2 separate regions of the Homo sapiens genome follow, and region 2 is linked to region 1. The links are chromatin loops, found by intact Hi-C in ENCODE. Cell type or tissue: heart left ventricle. All regions are shown on one strand. Region 1 overlaps CDH23 (cadherin related 23). Region 2 has its middle 28 kb from the start of ASCC1.

Region 1 (2,500 bases):
GGGCTTCTGGGGATTGCACCAAGGAGGAAGCAGAAGGGATGTGCAGCAGCAGAAAAGGAGGAGGACCGGGGGGTTCTGAGGGCTTGGGGTGATGAGGCCAGAGTTCCAAACAGGGTCTGGGTGCAGGATGAGGACAGAAGAAAACAGAGAACCCAAAAGGGGCAAGAGGTTGGTCCCTTACTTTCACTATCCTGGGAGGAGGATGGGTACACCACACAGTTGGATGGTGCATCTTTGCCTGTGGGAACAAACAGAAGGGCCATTAGGTGGGTGTCAGGCCCAGGAGGCCAGGGAGGCTTGTCCAGGCCAGTGTCCCCCTCCTGCCCCAGGTTCTCACGCTAGTGCCTACTCGGCAGTGTTGGCCCAGTGGCAGCCTGCACACGTGTGCACCCACACACACCCTGGCATGTTCTCACCCTGCCCATTTTCATGCCACTCCCAGGGGCATGTGAATACCCGCTGGTGCCCACACCTCTATCCGAACCATGGGCCCTTGCACTCTCACCTGAACAGACAGACACACACACGCATATATTCTCCAACAGCCATTCAGCCATCCACTGAGTCATGCCCCAGGGCACCAATCAGTCCCACTGATGCCTATACCCACAGCAGCCATGATGTCATCATGAGCAGTCACACTCCCAGCCCAGGTACCTACAGCCTCACACATTAAAAAGTCTCACTGTCACAAATGGAGCCAGGTACACCCTCCCTCTCCATCACTCCAGCTAACTACAAACCCACACTCCACACACCCTTGACCACCCCATCTCACCCACACACTCCCTGGAGTGCCAGTGTTACCCATGCAGCCTCACACTCTGCCCAGCACAGTGTCATGAATGGTCACACCATCAGACAGGCAGCCCTCCACACACGCCAGGCTGTCACGTGCAGGATGCCCTCACCTGTCTGCACCTGCAGCTCCATGGCACCATGGACCCTGTGCTCCGAGTGGTGGTGCCTGATCTCCACCACCAGGCAGCAGTAGAGGCCGCTATCCAGCAGGGTCAGGTTGCGCATGGTGATGGAGAAGTTGCCATGGTGGTCGGAGGCCGACTCCAGCCCGTGGCGCTGAGCCAGGTCGTGGCTGGTGTTGGCAGCCTGGTGGCCTCCATGGTGCAGGTGAAGGTCCTGGAACGTGAGGTTGCGGATGGGCCGGCGCTCTGAGCAGGTCTGCACCTCGCCCCTCGAGCTGCGGTACCACGTCTTGTAGAAGGTCACATCGTGCCCTTTGTCCACAGGGCCCAAGAGCCTGCAGGTGAGGGTGACGTTCTGCCCCTCGGGACAGACATACAGGGAATACGGCGTGGCGACCTTGAAGGCTGCCACCGGACCTGCTCAGAGAGAGGAGAGCCCTGTCACCTGACTGATCCAGTGCTACTCCTGGCAACCCCAGAGCGGGGAAGAACCTTAGCCTCTGCTACTTCCCAGCCACAGGCCAGGGGCATGTCAGCTGACCTCCCTAAGACTGCCTTCTGCATTTGTTCACAAACCCCACTCCATCCTAGGCTGTTGTAGGGGGAGTCACAGAAGCTTCCCCAACTAGGGGTGCTCCTGGATGCTGGACAGGGCAGGGAGAGACTTGGAGGGCAGTGATGCAGTCGGGTGTGTCCCTCTTCCCAGTAGAGTATATGCAAAACCTGTTGGGTGGGAGGCAGGTTGGGGAGCAGGAAGGCTGTTTCGAACAGCAGCTCCTTGTCCTTGGCCGCTCTGTAGGGGCCATCAACACCTCTGCCCCTTCCTACTCCTAGGACTGAACATGCCTTCCCATCCTTGCCAGGGAGCACTAAGAGAGCACCTGCGTGTGCAAGGCCTGGGCCAGGTGCTGCATCTCACCTGCATGCTGAATGCATGGCCTCCCCTTGAGCAGACGAGGCCTGCATTCCCGACAGCAGAACCCCATGGCAAAGGCAATCCAATGCCAGCCCTCAGGGCACTTGGAGGAGGGAGGAAACAGCCTTCTGGGGACAGTCAGGGACTTCCTGAAGGAGGGAGAGTCTTTGGACTTGGTGCATAGATAGGATTTCAGCCAGTAGAAAGGGTGTCCTAGGCAAGATAGTGTGAAAATGGGAAAACCCAGTGTCTGAGGGACCGGGACAGAGAGTATATGAAAGGTCATCTCATCCATGCACGTCCTTCCAGCCAAACTTAGAAAACTGTCTAGTTCTGTTTGGTTTTTTTCACCAAGCAAATGAAGCAATTCCCTGGTCCACTTTGCCTTATCCCAATCCTCCAGCATTTAATTGGGTTGACCCTCAAAACCATGAGCTTTTGAAAACAGAATATTGGATAGAGGCCGCGTTTCTATCTAACTGTATGAGCCTCAGTTTCCTCCTCTGTGCAGTGAGAAAACTATTGGCTACAATGCAGGGTTGCAAAAGGACTAGATGAGGGAAAGATGAGAACACAAGATGTGAGCTCTAATGCCCTCTGCAGACATCTGAGGGATAGCTATAATTATTATGCGTTGGTGTTATTTTTATTTATTTATTTG
Region 2 (2,500 bases), 480 kb after region 1:
TCACGCCTGTAATCCCAGCACTTTGGGAGGCCGAGGTGGATGGATCACCCGAGGTCAGGAGTTCAAGATGAGCCTGGCCAACATGGTGAAACCCCGTCTCTACTAAAAATACAAAAATTAGCCGGGCATGGTGACGCACGCTTGTCGTCCCAGCTACTTGGGAGGCTGAGGCAGAAGAATTGCTTGAACCCGGGACGCGGAGGTTGTAATGAGCCGAGATCGCACTGTTGCACTCCAGCCTGGGCGAAAGAGCGAGACTCCGTCTCAAAAAAAAAAGGGCAATAGTTTCCAAACCTGGCATTCTTCAGAATTAAGCTGAAAAAAATAAAAAATGCAGAATCCTGGCTTCATTCCTGGGGTCTAGTAGGTCTAAGGGAAAGGGGGGTTGCACATGACAGTTATGTAGTCAGATCTGGAAGCCTCTTGGACCCATAGAAGAGGCAGAGGAGTAAACAGACGCGTGCAATATATACCGTGGGATAAGGCCATGGCCCTGGTCTGTACAGGCTGCCATGGAAGCCAAGAGGACTTGGGAGTGGGAATGCCGAGGAGATGACAAGGAGCCTTTCCTAGAGAAGGCGAGCCTGCTCTTGAACATGATGATGAGAGACAGCGCGCCACACACAAAGGGAAAGATGCCAAAGAAGCGTTCCACGCACAGGGAACAGCATGTGCAAAGTCAGGAACTCCAGGTCCCTTGGAACACACATGTGGAACTGCAGCTCATTTGGTGTGGATGGAGCACAGCACGTAAACGGGGGTGTGGTGAGAAGTCTCAGGAGAAGGAAGCAAGAACCAGATTGTCTGAGCCTTGTTCACCACACTCCACTTTCCATCCAAAGCACATTCTTCAGAAAGAGCCAGGGACGCCTAAGAGGCCAAGAATCCCAACTTGCACAATAAATAACTTAGAAAGCAGGCTCGGCTGGGCCTGGAAGGGTTAGACCCATCGGCTGGTATAATGCAGCAAATGTGATTTTTGCAGACCACTAGGTGGTGAGCAGTATTTTTGCTGTGACTGCAGACAGCATTCACAGATTTTTAGTTATTTATTTACTTTAAGGGAGAGGCATATGTCCTAAACACGCAAAGAATTATCGAAGGAGCCTTCCTTCTGGGCTCTGAGCCAAAACCAGGATAACAGACAGCCTGAAGTATCACATTTAAAGTATATGGACATTGTGGAAAGATGTTTTTCCCCCATATGGCTTCTCCTCCCTTTTGCCCTGGGCCCTGAAAGCCTGAAGTAGACTCCCACACTCTTTCTCTCCCTCTCTGTTCTCAGAAATCTCCAGACATATATTTGAAGATAAACCAACAAACACAGACATTTCATTTGTTTAGCAAACCGAAAGGTTACGTTTGGGGGGCTGTTCAAGTCATACTCTACCCACTTAACTTTCTGCAGTCTCCAAAATAGAGTCAATCTGTAATATCTTACAAAGTCAGAGTGACTTAGCTTTCAAAATAAACACACAATGATCGGAGGACAACCTAGGACTTTGCCATCCCAGGCCAATGTCATTCCCCAGAAAGGACTCAGGGCTCATTCTGTAATCCTGCTCCAATGCTCAAGGCTAGAGAATGCTTTTTGCCTGCACTCCTGATAATGAAAAGGAAAATCAGACTCTCAGGAGCAGCCCAAGACCACAGCTGGAGTATAAGACTCCATGGCCTCCAGAAACCTGACTCAGGAGCCGGGAAGAAGGCAGAACATTGTCCCCAAGGCATCTCTCAACACAGAGGTATCCATCCCGAGGGCTAGAAAAGATTCTGGAAGAGGAGAATGAAGGATCAAGGAGAAAGGCAGCCTTGCTATCTGAAAGCACAGGGCCCTGACACCACCTGTAGTTAAGCCTTATCTGGTACCCTGCCAGCCAAGGAGTGTCCTCATTAGGCAAATAGGAAAACAGAGGCTGAGTCCCAAAAGTCTGCAGCTTCACTTGACCCTGGGGATCAACTCCTCCTCCAACTGCAAAGGGGAATTTCTTGCAGATAAGCAATCTCCCATTCTGAGTTATTGCAGTCTCTTTTTCTACCCTGCTGACTCTGTGGCCACAGTGCACTTTCCACTTAAAAGAGTTAGGCCAGGCCAGGTGTATAATCCCAGCGCTTTGGGAGGCTGAGGCGGGCAGATCACTTGAGGTCAGAAGTTCAAGACCAGCCTGGTCAACATGGTGAAACCCTGCCTCTGCTGGGTGCGGTGGCTCACACCCAGCACTTTGGGAGGCTGAGGCTGGTAGATCACGAGGTCAGAAGTTCAAGACCAGCCTGGCCAATATGGTGAAACCCCGTCTCTACTAAAAATACAAAAAAATTATCTGGGCGTGGTCGTGGGTGCCTGTAATCCCAGCTACTGGGGAGGCTGAGGCAGAGAATTGCTTGAACCCGGGAGGCGGAGGTTGCAGTGAGCTGAGATCACGCCATTGCACTCCAGCCTGGGCGACAGAGCGAGACTCTGTCTCAAAAAAAAAAAAAGGAAAAAAAAAGAAAGGCTGCT

What was found. Peaks named below come from ENCODE experiments on the same cell type or tissue, not always from the same donor. Only the 100,000 strongest peaks of a DNase experiment are listed, where the experiment ranks them.
Region 2: a loop joins it to region 1, with 4 times the contacts of the local background. A loop is called at or near these places in 1 of 110 quality-filtered maps.

What each region holds. Positions count from the first base shown.
Region 1 is chr10:71,760,687-71,763,186 of GRCh38, forward strand. All of the region lies in intron 38 of CDH23 (cadherin related 23), which reads left to right. VSIR (V-set immunoregulatory receptor) reads right to left here. Exons shown (of 7, transcript NM_022153.2): 2 at 912-1,340; 3 at 182-238. Among named protein-coding and RNA genes, the nearest start is that of VSIR, 12 kb to the right of the region's middle. In heart left ventricle, CTCF peaks have their summits at 983 and 1,185; a DNase peak (open chromatin) is centred at 1,155.
Region 2 is chr10:72,243,228-72,245,727 of GRCh38, forward strand. No RefSeq gene overlaps it. Among named protein-coding and RNA genes, the nearest start is that of ASCC1, 28 kb to the left of the region's middle. RefSeq lists an enhancer at 2,146-2,225. In heart left ventricle, a CTCF peak has its summit at 990 (motif pointing right); a DNase peak (open chromatin) is centred at 615; H3K27ac peaks cover 2,319 bases.